Regions from separate parts of the Homo sapiens genome. Here all the other regions are linked to region 1. Evidence: chromatin contacts called from ENCODE Hi-C or POLR2A ChIA-PET data. All regions are on one chromosome and are shown on one strand. The core of a region is the stretch at or near the end of the contact, and the rest is flanking DNA. Distances in the headings are between cores, read along the strand shown. Region 1 holds the start of HCG20 (HLA complex group 20). Region 2 holds the start of GNL1 (G protein nucleolar 1 (putative)). Region 3 holds the start of GTF2H4 (general transcription factor IIH subunit 4).

The links. A loop is a pair of places that touch in the nucleus more often than their neighbours do. ChIA-PET counts read pairs that join two places held with the same protein, here RNA polymerase II (POLR2A). Pooled maps may share reads with other maps.
Region 2: a pooled map shows a loop between it and region 1 (4-fold over the local background). The contact joins the promoter of GNL1 here to the promoter of HCG20 in region 1. A Hi-C loop is called at or near these places in 6 of 50 pooled maps. POLR2A ChIA-PET finds 5 or more read pairs at or near these places in 2 of 52 experiments (H1 and activated CD8-positive, alpha-beta T cell).
Region 3: a pooled map shows a loop between it and region 1 (3-fold over the local background). The contact joins the promoter of GTF2H4 here to the promoter of HCG20 in region 1. A Hi-C loop is called at or near these places in 7 of 50 pooled maps. POLR2A ChIA-PET finds 5 or more read pairs at or near these places in 12 of 52 experiments (AG04449, AG04450, Caco-2 and 9 more).

What each region holds. Positions count from the first base shown.
Region 1 is chr6:30,764,624-30,769,611 of GRCh38, forward strand. HCG20 (HLA complex group 20) reads left to right here and starts at 2,202. Exons shown (of 4, transcript NR_138037.1): 1 at 2,202-2,328. RefSeq lists enhancers at 4,463-4,988, 4,547-4,988 and a silencer at 4,512-4,691.
Region 2 is chr6:30,554,385-30,559,372 of GRCh38, forward strand. GNL1 (G protein nucleolar 1 (putative)) reads right to left here and starts at 2,105. Exons shown (of 12, transcript NM_005275.5): 1 at 1,747-2,105; 2 at 1,171-1,336; 3 at 671-807; 4 at 380-531; 5 at 191-262. The coding sequence starts at 1,819. PRR3 (proline rich 3) reads left to right here and starts at 2,911. Exons shown (of 4, transcript NM_025263.4): 1 at 2,911-3,066; 2 at 3,766-3,828. The coding sequence starts at 2,961. RefSeq lists enhancers at 1,383-1,948, 1,949-2,513, 2,514-3,078.
Region 3 is chr6:30,904,469-30,909,456 of GRCh38, forward strand. It overlaps GTF2H4 (general transcription factor IIH subunit 4), which reads left to right and starts at 3,739. Exons shown (of 14, transcript NM_001517.5): 1 at 3,739-3,935; 2 at 4,566-4,705; 3 at 4,967-4,988. The coding sequence starts at 4,569.

The DNA.
Region 1 (4,988 bases), core at 952-3,451:
AGAGTACAAAAGAGAGAAATTTTAAAGCTGGGCATCCGGGGGAGACATCACATGTTGGTAGGTTCCGTGATGCCCCGCAAGCCGCAAAACCAGCAAGTTTTTATTAGGGATTTTCAAAAGGGGAGGGAGTGTGTGAATAGGTGTGGGTCACAGACATCAAGTACTTCACAAGGTAATAGAATATCGAAAGGCAAATGGAGGCAGGGCGGGATCACAGGACCACAGGACCGGGGCGAGATTAAAATTGCTAATGAAGTTTCTGGCACAATTGTCATTGATAACATTTTATCAGGAGACAGGGTTTTGAGAGAAACTGGTCTGACCAAAATTTATTAGGCAGGAATTTCCTCTTCCTAATAAGCCTGGGAGCGCTATGGGACACTGGGGTCTATTTCACCCCTACAGCCTCGACCATAGAAGATGGCCACGCCCAGGGGGGCCAGTTCAGAGACCCACCCCCAGGCGTGTATTCTCTTTCCCAGGGATGTTCCTTGCTGAGAAAAAGAATTCAGCAATATTTCTCCCATTTGCTTTTGAAAGAAGAGAAATATGGCTCTGTTCCGCCCAGCTCACCGGCGGTCAGAGTTTAAGGTTATCTCTCTTGTTCCCTAAACATTGCTGTTATCCTGCTCTTTTTTCAAGGTGCCCAGATTTCATATTGTTCAAACACATATGCTCTACAATTTGTGCAGTTAATGCAATTATCACAGGGTCCTGAGGCGACATACATCCTCCTTGGCTTACGAGATGACAGGATTAAGAGATTAAAGTAAAGACAGTCATAGGAAATCACAAGGGTATTGACTGGGGAAGTGATAAGTGTCCATGAAATCTTCACAATTTATGTTTAGAGATTGCAGTAAAGACAGGCATAAGAAATTATAAAAGTATTAATTTGGGGAACTAATAAATGTCCATGAAATCTTCACAATCCACATTCTTCTGCCATGGCTTCAGCTGGTCCCTCCGTTTGGGGTCCCTGACTTCCTGAACAGTGATTACATGGGGACAATGGGAATGAGGAGGAAGAATGAGAGGCATTTGCTAGAAAATGTATTCAAACTGATGGCTGGTCTGAAAGGGAGTTGTAGGCTGGGGTGATGAGAGACAGGTCTCATAGCAACAGGGTAAACAAAGTAAACTTGGCTTGGTTGGTGTTTTATTTATTATTATTATTTTTTTGAGATGGAGTTTTGCTCTTGTTGCCCAGACTGGAGTGCAATGGTGCAATCTCAGCTCACTGCAACCTCTGCCTCCCAGATTCAAGTGATTCTCCTGCCTCAGCCTCCCGAGTAGCTGGGGTAACAGGTATGTGCCACCATGGCCAGCTAATTTCTTTATTTTTACTAGAGACGGGGTTTCACCATGTTGGCCAGGCTGATCTCCAACTCCTGACCTCAAGTGATCCGCCCACCTTGGCCTCCCAAAGTGCTGGAATTACAGGCATGAGCCACGGCACCCGGCCTATTATTATTATTATTTTATTTCGAGACAGGGTCTTCCTCTGTCACTCAGGCTGAAGTGCAGTGGTGCAATCTCAGCTTTCTGCAACCTCTGCCTCCTGGGCTCAAGCGATCGATCCTCCTGTCTCAGCCTCCCAAGTAGCTGGGACTACAGGCGCATGCCACAAAGCTAGGCTAATTTTTTTTTTGTATCTTTTGAAGAGGCAAGATTTTGCTGTGTCCAGCCTGTCTCCAGGCTGGTCTTGAACTCATGAGCTCAAAGCAATCTGCCCACCTTGGCCTCCCAAAGTGCTGGGATTGCAGGTGTGAGCCACTGCACTCGGCAGCAGGTGTTTTAGATTGGGCTACCTTGAAGCAGAACCTGGGGTGGGGACTTTTGTTCAAGAGATACACTGCGGGAGGCTCTCAGGAGAAAGACTGAAGAAAACAGGATAGGGAAGGGAAAAAGGCTAAGCAAGGATGTGAGCTTCAGCCTGAGCTCATGGGGAAGCTCAGGGCAGCAAATTGCACCAGTCAATTGCACTTGGAGGCATGGGGGCTGGCGTTTTGTAGATCTGCTTTAAGGTCAGGCAGCCACTGGGAGTCTGTCCAGAGTGTGTGCAAGGGAGGAGGGCTTGGCTCCTGTTTGGCCCAGGGCAATTCTCCAGAAAAGGGGACAATTGTGTGTGGTTATCAGCTGATATTCCCAAAAGCTGGAAAGTGAGTGGACTCACTGGTGAAAAGGACCTGAGCCCAAACAGTGTCCATGATAGTGAATCCATTTTGGTTGTGTTGGATTTGAGGTGGCAAAGAAATAAGGAACTGGCATGTGACTGCGGGAAATTGGAGCTACAAGACAGGAGTTCAGGTGAAAAGATAGGACTAGGTATGTAGCTATTGGAGTGGGGGACTTCGGCGCACAGATGATAGGGTTTTTTGTTTGTTTGTTTGTGAGGGTTTTTTTGTTTGTTTGTTTGTTTGTTTGTTTGGAGAGAGGGTCTTGCTCTGTAACCCTGGCTGGAGTATAGTGGCATGATCATAGCTCTCTGCAGCCTTGACCTCCCAGGCTCAAGAGATCGTCTCACCTCAGCTTCTTGAGTAGCTGATACTACAGGTGTATGTCACCACTCCCAGCCAATTTTTTAAACATTTTTTTAGAGACTGGGGGTCTCACTGTGTTGCCCAGGCTGGTCTCAAATTCCTGGGCTCAAATGATCCTGCTGCCTCAGCCTCCCAAAGTTTTGGGATTATAGGTGTGAGCCATGGCGCAGGCCTAGATGATAGTTTAAACAAGAGGGAATTTGTATATTTGTCACTTTGGGGGTTGCTGGTGGCCTTTGAAGGAAGAGTTTCACAGCAGGACAGAGTACAAAACCATATGGTGACGTGAGGTCTAGTAATGCTTTCCACAGTTAATGTCCTTCCATTCTGACTAACTCTTAACACCTCTAGGGTACTTTCTCCTTCGACTTATGTGCTGCTCATTCTGGCTTGTCCTCTGTGTTCTGGTTATTTTTTGTTGTCCAACAAATTGCCTCAAAATTTTGTGGCATGAGACAACCCTTTATTACGTTCACGGATTCTGTGGGCCAGGAATTTGGACACACCGCAGTGGGGATGGCTTGTCTCTGCTCCATGTTATCTGGGGCTGCAGCTGGAAGACTCGAAAGCTGGGGGACTGAAATCGTCTGCAGACACTTTGCAGTGGATGCTGGCAGTTAGCTCAGGGACCTCAGGGTTTCTACCTGTGGTCTAGTTAGAGTTTCTCTTGCATAGTGGCTGGGTTGCTGTGAGGGAACCAGGCATGAACTGCTTTTTTTTTTTTTGAGGCGGAGTTTCACTCTTGTTGCCCAGGCTGGAGTGCAGTGGTGCAGTCATGGTTCACTGCAGCCTTGACTACCCAGGCTTAAGTGATCCTCCTGCCTCAGTCTCCCTGGTAGCTGGGGCTACTGCCAACATGCCTGGCTGATTTTTGTATTATTATTATCATTATTTTGTAGAGACAGGGTCTCACTATGTTGCCCAGGCTGGTCTCCAACTCCTGGGCTCAAGCAATCTGTCCATCTCAGCCTCCTAAAGTATTGGGATTACAGGTGTGAGCCACTGTGCCCAGCTGCATTCTTTTTATAACCTCATCTTTTTTTGATCTGCATCACCTCCCTCCTACCCTATTGGTCAGAGTAGTCACAGCCCCGCTCCCATTCAAAGAGAGGGAACATGGCCCCTACCTGGAGTGTCAGTCATGGGACAAGGAGAGCAAGTGGAAAGGGGCACCCAACTTTGGAAAATACCATCGGCCACACTCTATCGGAGCCTCCATTTGCTTTTTATGAGTGGCCTTCATTTATTTAGCTGTCATTGGGTCAACAATAACAGCAACTTGAGGAACCTCTTGAGGGCAGGGATCAGGCCTGTTACGTTTGTTTACTTTATCTTTATATCCTGAGCATTGGCCCAGGAATAAGTATCTGTGGAAGGACGGGATCCTTCTAAGTCTCTCATCTATTTTTCATACACGGCATCATTTAATTCTAAACTAGCTGTCATTACCATTTCACAATTGAAGAAACTGAGGCTTAGAGGCGCAAATGGTCTCTCTCAGATGACTCAGGTCTTCTGGGTTGATGTGGCTTTTATTAAGAACTTGTTGTCTCCAACAGCAAATAGCATTCCTAGGGGCTGGGGCTGTTTCTTCAAGGCCCCTGCCTCTGCACCCTGGTAGCAGCACAGGCCTAGCTGTAGGGCTGTGGACAGCGTGCCCTCGGCTGCTTACTGACTGGTTGGCATTTGATACATATGATGATTTAACATGAAGATTTAGTGTGATTTTGCATCTCTTCATGGGAGCAGGGTCAGGACCAGGTCCTGTTGCGGAATTCAGCTTTGGGGCTGGGTAGAAGACTGGGATGAAGTTGCTCCTCATCTCTGTGCCCTGGCTATGAGCAGGCAGCACCTGGGTCAGGAGTGTGAGGTGAGTGGGTGATGCTAAGGAGGGTTCAGGTGGAGCAGTCAGACTGTGCTGAGTAACTCCCCTGGAGGGGAAGGGGGACGTGGTGGAGGCAGTTCCTGGAGGCCCAGCTCAGAGCGGAGAAAGGAGCCAATTACCACCTCCTCCCAAGTCACATCCCAGCCCTGGGAATACTTCACAGGCTCCGGGGAAATCCCGGCCAAGTGGCAGAGTGGGTGGTGGGGTGCTTATCACTCATGATCAGGAGTGGGTGGGGGCGGATCTTAGAGCTTGCATCAGGCCTCAATTTTCCAACTCCTGCCTGTGATCCACCCCCGCGCCCACTGCACACCACCAACCAACCTTTGACTTTATCTCTTTAGTTGATTTCTCAGAGATTGCAGATCAGGAAGGGCCTTTGGAAACCACAGCTTCCACTTCCGCTGTGGGGGCAGAAAGCACGGGACAATCTAACCCTTTCGTGCCTGGAAAGTAACAAGGAGGACTCTGCCCTTACCAGGTTCCCAAGGTCCTGTACCAGCCCCACAGGGACTGCTGAGGGGAGCTTTTTCTCTCTGGTTCCTCATCCTCTCCTCTAC
Region 2 (4,988 bases), core at 855-3,354, 210 kb before region 1:
TGGCCAAGGGAGGAATGACAGGCTATAAGAGAATAAAAAACTGAGTTCCTAACTGCGGACATCAGCACTAGGTAGAGATTAGAAAGACAGGAAGATAGATACCTCTCTGTCTCCCAACTCTTGCCTCTGACCTTTGCCCCTGAAAAACCTTTCTCCCTCCTCCTTGCCCACCCTTATCCCTAGTACTCACTGGATGTCGGATATCAGTGATAAGCAGGACGATGTCAGACATCTCTAACACCCGCCACAGCTGCCTCCATGTCTAAAAAGACAGGATCAGGAAGAGAAACTGAAAACAGAGTCCCTCTCCAGCCTGATCCCAAACCAATTTGACCATAGGTCACTATGCCCCACTCCTGTCCCTAGAGTACACTGTCACCTCCAGATTGTGCTCAAAGTAGCTGAGTTTCTCAGAGGAGTAAGCCCCATGAATCTTCCCAAGATAGTCTTGGAAGCTCCGTTCCTCTTGGCTCATTAGTTGCTCCTTGGACATCTCATAGCTCCAAGGAGGACGTCGAGGAAAGTCCAGAACTGGGAATTCAGGAAAAAGTCCAAGTGTGAGGAAATCTTCAGGATTCAAGAGTACATCCCAGACCCCTCCTTCCTCACAGTCGGCTTTTACCTTTCCAAACTCCTTCCCCAGCCCAATGCCTGTCTTGCTCTCACTCACCTGAGCCAGGCTGATACACCTCCCGGATGTCCAGCTCCAACAACTCAGCACTGACCGGCTGTAGAACTTGCTCCCGGGCTGCTCTCTTTCTCCTCTCTACCTCCTCCCTGCTGTCTCTCTCAAAATGCAGTCGGTATCTAAGGGAACAGGGACCGAGACATCCAGAGCAATCCTGTGGCCACAAACTCCTATTTTCTCCCCTCTTGTACAATCAACTTCGCAAACCATTCTCTCCAGAGTCGTTCAAGTCTCCTCTCTCAAGTCAGACTTCCCCCAAGTCCTTCTTTCAGGCAATACTCAGCCTTCTCCTTCTAAAAGCCCAACTCTCTCCAGCCCCTCTGGAAAGGAAGACTGTGGCCCGCTGTGGGGAGCCGAGTGGCTAGCGGAGAACTGTGGCATCCCAGGCCCACCGTCTTCACCAGTAGCAGCCCGCTTTCCCCCAAAGCTCTGACTTCCGGGTAGGCGGGAAAGCCGGGACCAGCGCCCCCTCCCACCCTCACCGATTTGGGTCGTAGCCTCGTGGACCCAGCCCCTGAGAAGGCTGCTGGTTAAGCCTGCGGATATGATGGGTCACAGACTCCCCGTCCGAGGTGTCGGTCTGTTCCTCTCGCCGCTCCCGGCTCCCGCTGCGGCTGTTGGAACTGGAGCGCAGCCCATCTTGAAGCCCTGCGGGGAGGGGCCGGTGACGCCAGTGCTGGCCAGCTCTCAGGGGCCATAAGACCCTCTCCCCCATCGGCCTGACTCCCTTTCATCCCACTCAACTTCTTCCGATGTTCAGTCCTCCCAGACACCCTATTTGGGACCCTCCCGGATGTGCGTGGGGGGAGTCACTCCTTCAGGGAGCAGTGGGGACGGCGCCCCGTGCTAGCTGGAGGGATTCCCCTCCCCCAACTCTCCATCCTTCCCCACCCCTTCCAGATGTAGGGGGGGTGGGGGATCCCCTCCGCGATAGGCCGCGAGGGTTGACGCGGTCCCACGACCCCCTCCCACGATCCCCAGAGGTGCAGCGGGCACACCCCTCCTTCCAGATGTGCGGAAGCCCGAGCCCCGCCCCCTCCTCCCGCTCCCGCACTGACCTCTCTTCCGCTCCCGTTTGTCCTGCAACTGCTTCTTCTTCTGCTTCACGCTGAATGGCTTCTTCCTCGGCATGGCCCGGACCAGTCACCTGGCCCGCCCTCCGCCGAGCTCCCGCCGCCTCAACTGACTGCCCCCCGGGGCAGCCCCCGCCGCAGGGGCCCGGGACCCTAGAGGAGGCGGGGCTAGCAGGTGACGTCAGCGGGCGGGCCCGACAGAATTACCGCCGCGGCGGCGATGGAAGGCGGACGGGGGAGATATAGTCACTTCCCTCCAGGAGCGAGGCGAGAGGATGATGCGGGGTGGGCTACTGGCACGTGAGAGCCAGTGGCACCGAGAGGGCGCCCCGGCGGCGAGGAAGGAGGCGCGCGTGGGAGGACCAGGCTAACTCCGTCACGGACGCTACCAACTCGCGTTCGGAGGAGGGGGGGCGCGTGTCATCACTACCTTGCGCTCCCGGGAGAACCTACCACTCACCTGGAGGGGGCGGCGGAGCGGAGGGCGGGGCCTACTACCTAGGGGAGAGGGGGCGTGGACACGCTGAGGCTATACTACAAAGCCCCGGGCTTGACCTTAGTGGAAAGCCGAGACTGCGTCCAGGTTGCTGGACTACACCGGGGGCACGGTCAGAGGTCTTTAGGGGAGGGCGGCGGTCTGAGAGTCCTGGGTGCCGACCTGTTGGGACCCAAATTCCTTGTGGGAACGATGATAAGGAGCAGGTTTACAGATCATAAGTGCAAAAGCGGGCGAGAAGGGAAACCCAAGCGGGACAAGGACTTTTGGGGGGAGGTCAAAGGGCACGAAGTTGTGCCTGCAGCTGTTACCATAGTAACCGAGGACCGGATGTGGCGATCTTACGGTGCGACAGTCCTCTTCTCAGGCCCTCTGGCCCGAGAGCCTGTTGACTCTGTGACACACTCTGAGGAGCTGGTTGTGGTGTTTTCCAGCGAGGGAAGAAAAGAGTAATTTTTTCAAAGCATTTATAGAAACGCAGCAAAGGGAAGGTGTGAGGTTGCCGCCATGCCTGGCAGAGACGGAGGGAGGCAGTTGGCTCCGGAATGCGGCCGCCGCAGATGTTCTCCGCAACCTTCCGGAAGTGGAATGGCGGGAGCCTCAGCATTGCTGCCCACCGACCCCCCGGAAGCGGAAACAGAATCCCCGCGTGCCCCTTCCTCACTACCCTCCAAATCCCGCTGCAGCCATTGCCGCAGACACGATGCCGAAACGAAAGAAGCAGAATCATCACCAGCCACCGACACAGCAGCAGCCCCCGCTGCCCGAGCGGGAAGAGACTGGAGATGAGGAGGATGGGAGTCCCATCGGTGAGGGGTCTGGGAGGGATGTGCACATGCCTGTCAAGCCCGTCCGGGCAAGGGGCTAGGGGCTAATAAGGTGCGAAGGAGGGGGCTGTAACGGAAGGAGGAAGGGCGCACGCGCTGGGGAGGGATGGAAGTGGGGCTCTCCCAAATGGAGCCTTGAACCAGGAGTTCTCTTACTGGAACCATCAACCTCAATACGGCCCCAGACCTTTCTGGAGAAGGCGGGGGTGGAGAGAATAAAGAGCTCTTTTGCGCAGCCGCAGAACAGTAGGGGAAAGGGGTAGTAGAGATGTTGCAGATTGCGATGACTGGGATGACAGTTTGTATCCAGACTTTGACTGAAAAGGTACAGGTGCAGCTTTCTCTAAACTAGTCCTCTGGCCAGCAGTTAAGGTGAGGGATTGGTTCATGTCTGGAGACACTTAGGTTGTTTTGGATAGCGACGGTACGGTGAAGAAAAAAAGTTGTCAGTATCTTTTCCTGCATTATCCCCTTTGATTGAATATCTACTTTTTGCAAACCCTGAAACAGCTTTGCAGAAAAAAGGGCAGATAGATGGGGTGAGAACTCCCAAGACTGCTGAAAATATACCTGACTTTACTGGTTGAATTAAGAAATAAGTAATACAAGAAAAACACCTAAGAACAGAATCATCAGTCCTTTAATCCATTCTGATGACCATATTTTCATGTCTGCTCTTAGGACCACCCAGCCTTCTGGGCCCTCCCCCCATGGCCAATGGAAAACCTGGCGACCCTAAGTCAGGTGAGGAGGAAGGGGCCCTGATCCTTGTATTAGGTCGTAGAGAAGACAGCAAGGGAGGGGATAAAACCCAGGAAGGACTTAAAAATAAAAGATCAGGGATTCCATCCCTAAATGAATGGAGAGAAGTTGTATATTTGCTGATTTAAAAACTCAATGTTGTAAAAATGTCACTTCTTCCCAAATTGATAAACAGATTTCATGCATTCCAAGTCAGAACACCCATAATGTTTTTGTGGAAATACACATTATTATAGGGAAATGCAAAATATCAAGGCGACTATCAAGACAATCTTGAAGTGGGAGGGCTTACTATGAATATCAAGATTTGTAAGCTGGGCATGGTGGCACACGCCTGTAGTCCCAGTTACTCAGGAGGCTGAGGTGCGAGGATCCTTTGAGCCCAGGAGTTTTTGAGGCCACTCTGGGCAACATAGTGAGATCCTGTCTCTAAATACAAGAAGAAAAAAAGACTTACTATAAAGCTACAATAGTTACAACGATGCAGTTTGGAAACAATGATAGACATAAGTCAATAGGACTTATGTCCCGAAGAGTCCAATAACAGGCCCATACATGTGTGGACACTTCATTTATGATGAAGATGGAACTGAAAAGTTGGTCTTTTCAATAAATGATATTGGATCAATTGGATATTCATGTGAAAAAAATGGAATTTCACCTTGCACTCATAATCATATACAAAGATCTATTTCAAATGGACTGTAGATCTAAGTATAAAAGGTAAGAGAATAATTATTCTAGAAAGTAAATGTATTTTCTAAGAGTAGCTAAGAGTTCTTAAACAGACAAGAAATGCACGTATACACACTAACCATAAAGGAAAGATTGATAAATTGAACTCCGTTAGAAAATATAAATTTGCGGCTGGGTACAGTGGCTCACGCCTGTAATCCCAGCACTTTGGGAGGCCGAGGCGGGCGAATCACGAGGTCAGCAGTTCAAGACCAGCCTGACCAACATGGTGAAACCCCTGTCTCTACTAAAAATACAAAAATTAGCCGGGCATGGTGGTGTGTGCCTGTAATCCCAGCTACTGAGGAGGCTGAGACAGGAGAATCGCTTGAACCTGGAAGGCGGAGGTTGCAGTGAGCTGAGATTGCACCACTGCACTCCAGCCTGGGGGACAGAGTGAGACTGTC
Region 3 (4,988 bases), core at 2,489-4,988, 140 kb after region 1:
AGTATGCTCCTATACCCTGGTCAACATTGAGGTTGTCAATCCTTAATTTCTTTTTTGCTGAACTTTTATATTTTAATTTTATTTATGTATTTATTTTGAGATAGAGTCTTGCTCTGTTGCCCAGGCTGGAGTGCAGTGGTGTGATCTCGGCTTACTGCAACCTCAGCCTACTGGGTTCAAGTGATTCTCCTGCCTCAGCCTCCCAAGTAGCTGGGATTACAGGCGCCCGCCACCATGTCTGGCTAATTTTTGTATTTTCAGTAGAGACGGGGTTTCACCCGCTCAGGCTAGTCTCGAACTTCTGACCTCAAGTGATCCACCCGCCTCGGCCTCCCAAAGTGTTGAGATTATAGGTGTGAGCCACTGCCTCCGGCCGATTTATTTATTTTTATTTTTATTTATTTATTTATTTTGAGATGGAGTTTCACTCTTGCCCAGGCTGGAGTGCAATGGTGTGGTCTCAGCTCACTGCAACCTCTGCCTCCCGGGTTCAAGTGATTCTCCTGCCTCAGCCTCCCAAGTAGCTGGGATTACAGGCGCCCGTCACCATGCCAGCTAATTTTTGTGTTTTTAGTAGAGACAAGGTTTCTACTAAAATGTTGACCAGGCTAGTCTGGAACTCCTGACCTCAGGTGATCCACCCACCTTGACCTCCCAAAGTGCTGGCATTACAGGTGTGAGCCATGGCGCCTGGCCTATATATTTATTTTTAAGAGACAGTCTAATTCTGCGGCCAGGCTGGAGTGCAGTGGTGTAACTGTAGCTCACTACAGCCTTGAACTGCTGGACTCAACCGATCTTCCTACCTCAGCCTCCTGAGTAGCTAGGACTTCAGGTGTGTGCATACCGAGCTAATTTCTTTTTCTCTTTTCTTTTCTTTTCTTTTCTTTTTTTTTTTTTTTTTTTTTTTTGAGACAGGGTCTCACTGTATAGCTCAGGCTGGAGTGCAGTGGCATGATCACAGCTCAGTGTAGCCTTGACCTCCTGGGTCCAAACAATCCTCCTGCCTCAGCCTCCTGAGTAGCTGGGACCACAGAACCAGGCCTGGCTAATTTTTTGAATTTTTTTTTTTTTTTTTTGAGACAAAGTCTCGCTCTTGTCCCCCAGGCTGGAGTGCAATGGTACGATCTCAGCTCACTACAAACTCCACCTCCCGGGTTCAAGCGATTCTCCTGCCTCAGCCTCCCGAGTAGCTGGGCTTATAGGCGCCTGCCACCACGCCCGGCTAATTTTTGTATTTTTAGGAGAGACGGGTTTCACCATGTTGGCCAGGCTGGTCTCGAACTCCTGATCTCGGGTGATCCACCCACCTCGGCCTCCCAAAGTGTCGGGATTACAGGCGTGAGCCACCGTGCCCAGCCAATTTTTTGATTTTTGAAACATTTCTGATATTCTGTTTAACTTTCTTTTTGCTTTGGCCAATCTTTCTTTCTCTTTCCTTCTTTCCCCCTCCCTAACCCTCCCTTCCTCTCCCCTCCCCAATTCTCCCCTCTCCAGTTCTCCCCTGTCCTCTCCTCTCTTCCCCTCTCCTTTTGGGACAGGGTCTCACACTGTTGCTCAGGCTGGAGTGCAGTGGTGCTATCATTGCTCACTGCAGCCTCAATCTCCTGGGCCCAAGTGATCCTTCTACCTCAGCCTCTTGAGCAGCTGGGACCGCAGGAGAGCACACCACTACACCTAGCTAATTTTTGTTTTGTTTTGTTTTTGTAGCGATAGAGTTTCTGTATAATGCCCAGGCTGGTCTGGAACTCCTGAGCTAAAATGATCCACCTTCTTTGGCCTCCCAAAGTGTTGGGATTACAGGCCTGAGCCACCCCGCCAGGCCTCTTTCTTTTCTTTTTCTTTTCTTCTTCTTTTTTTTTTTTTAAGCTGCTCCTTGCTGAGCAGGGCTAACTAGTAAGCAGTGGTCTGTCCCAATCTTTCTATTATGTTTCTTTTTCTTATTGCTTTGTAACAGCTTTTTGTATTTTGTTTATTTCATCAACCATTTCTTCCTAGATTGTAAATTGTCTTTCAACCTTACCTAAAGTTTGCCATAAAGAAGCTCTGTCAATTTTTAGCTTTTCTTTGAAGATTTTAAAACATTAATTGCTAAAAAGACAGGGACAACAGAAAACATGGGTGGGCTACAAAGTATAAAAAGTCTTGCATAGTCATTACCATTTTGATCCCTGGTTGCTTGCAAATGTGCTTCAAATCCCAGCTTGGGCACTTCCTGTCTGATTGTAGGGATTTTTTTTTTAATTTTTTTTTTTTTAGAGATGGGCATCTCAGGTTGGGCTCAGTGGCTCATGCCTGTAATCCCAACACTTTGGGAAGCTGAGGCAGGTGGGTCACCTGAGGTCAGGAGTTTGAGACTAGCCTGGCCAACATGTTGAAACCCTATCTCTACTAAAAATACCAGAATTAGCCGGGCGTGGTGGCACACACCTGTAGTCCCAGCTACTTGGGAGGCTGAGGTAAGAGAATCGCTTGAACCCGGGAGGCTGAGGTTGCCGTGAGCTGAGATCATGCAACTGCACTCCAGCCTGGGTGACAGAGTGAGAGACTCCGTTTCAAAAAAAAAAAAAAAAGAGAGAGAGAAATGGGGGTCTCCCTCTGTCACCCAGGCTGGTGCGATCATAGCTCACTGTAGCCTCAAACTCCTAGTCTCAAGCGATCCTCCTGCCTCAGCCTCCCAAGTAGCTGGGGGTCACAGCTCTGAGCCACCTCGCCAGGCTGCAGGCAAATTTCTTAATCTTGCCGGGCTCCAGTCTTCCAGTCTATAAGGTGGGAATAACAAAATTTGCATATAGGAATTTGGGGAAACGTGTAGTTCTGGGTTTGGGTGAAGACCTCCACTTTTGTAGTAGGTTCATAAATCAAATCAGAGCAAATAGTTGGTGTCTTAAAAACTGTATTTATCTGGGTCTTCTAAGTAAACGGTTTGAGGAGTGGTGGAGGCAGAAATTAAGATTTACTGAGTACTTAGGGTCAAGTAAGGTGCACTGGATCGTGTTAATCGTTAACTCGTGGAAACCGCCCAGAGTGTGTACGCTTTCTTTCTTTTCTTTCCTTTTCTTTTTTTTTGAGACGGAGTTTCACTCTTGTCGCCCAGGCTGGCGTGTAATGGCATGGTCCTGGCTCACTGCAACTCCGCCTCCAGGGTTCAAGCGATTCACCTGCCTCAGCCTCCAGAGTAGCTGGGATTACAGGTGCCCACCACCACGCCCGGCTAATTTTTGTATTTTTAGTAAAGACGGGGGTTTCACCATGTTGGCCAGGATGGTCTCGAACTCCTGACCTCGGGTGATTCGCCGCCTCGGCCTCCCAAAGTGCTAGGATTACAGGCGTGAGTCACCGCGCCCGGCCTGGAGTGTGTATTATCCCAATTTTATGGGGAGTAATTGTGCTCACTCGGCTCACCACCAAGTCGCCAGAGCGCGCCTCCGCAAGGAAGCCCTCCAGGCACTTCTACTTTCCCGGACCCGCCTCCCGCTCCAGCCGGTTACACGCGCCGTTAGCAGCGTGGGCGGAGTTGGTTCTGCCTTCGCGGAACCAACTGGTCCAGCTTCTGGTGTCTCCCCTCGCTCAATTAAAAGCCAGCTCCTCTCCTTTCGGCTTCCCCACGGTGCCTTTCGGGATTTGTAGTCAGACGCGCTTCAGCCGGCTCTAAGGAGAGCAAAGGCAAGACTCCAATTCCCAGCATCCCCCGCGCCCGGAGAGTGCAGCGTCTATTCTCATCCTCTTCACTTTTCCACTCCTCCCCTTACCTCCCTTCTCTTCTGAATTCTCCATTCTGGGCTCTTGCCTGTGAAATCTTTCTTTGCTTTCCCCATCTTTTCCTCGCATTTTTTCACCATCTTTCCCTCAATCTCCAGGAGCCAATGCGAGACTTTGGCTCCGATTAAGCGACGGCCCGAGACTCGGGGTGCGCGAGGAGGATCGACAGAGTGGTGAGGGGACCTAGGAGGGCGGGAGTGGCAGAGGTATGAGAGAGAGAGAGGTGAGTGGGAGGCGAAGAGTGAGAGGAAGGCAGGGAGAAGCTAGGAGATCGGAAGGCGTGGGTCAGGGTGAATGACGTGAAGTAGACTTGGGAAGGGAAAAGAGGTGGCTTTAGATTTGGGAAGCATGGAGGGGAGAGGTTACCGCCGTACTTAGCAGAAGTGGGCTAAGAGATAGAAGATAGGAAGGACGGGCAGATTTGGAGCTTGTAGACTGGTCTGACCAGGATGGGATGGAAGAGAGAGGTGTGGGCTCAATTTTCTTTGTCCCTGTTTAGCCAAAGATGAGACAAGTCATTGAAATACAAAATGATCTTGCAAACACTGGACAGTTAACAATTCTGTCACTTGGTAATTGAGGGAAGACTGGAGTTGAAGGGCAGAAATAGGGTGAGGAGGCAAGAAAGGGAGGGAGATTGGTCAGGTTTGGGAGAAACCAGAGGAGATGAGTGACATGGGAAAGGAGACCACAGAAAAGGTGGGGTTATTGTGGGGACTGATGGATCTGGAATCAGTTAGAAAGGTCAGGGGTGACACTGGCATGGATGGTGAGGTTGCACTTCTGACGTTTGCATTCCTCAGGTGATGGAGAGCACCCCTTCAAGGGGACTGAACCGAGTACACCTACAATGCAGGAATCTGCAGGAATTCTTAGGGGGCCTGAGCCCTGGGGTATTGGACCGATTGTATGGGCACCCTGCCACATGTCTGGCTGTCTTCAGGTGAGAAGCCCCTTCATGGCAGGGAAATGTAATGGGGTCTGCGGAGTGGAATAAAATATCATAGGTAAAAGTGTAGCAGCCTGGAGTCGGGGTGGGGACTGGGGGCAAGGGTTGGAAATTGCTCTAAAGTGTGGAGGCCAAAACAGCAGGACTGGTAAAGTTGTGCTGGAGTGAGATGAGATGTTTGAGAGGTAATTGAGGGCAGAGATGCAGATACAATGCAGCTTCTGATACTAACCTTTGACCTCTGTTCCTGTACAGGGAGCTCCCATCCTTGGCTAAG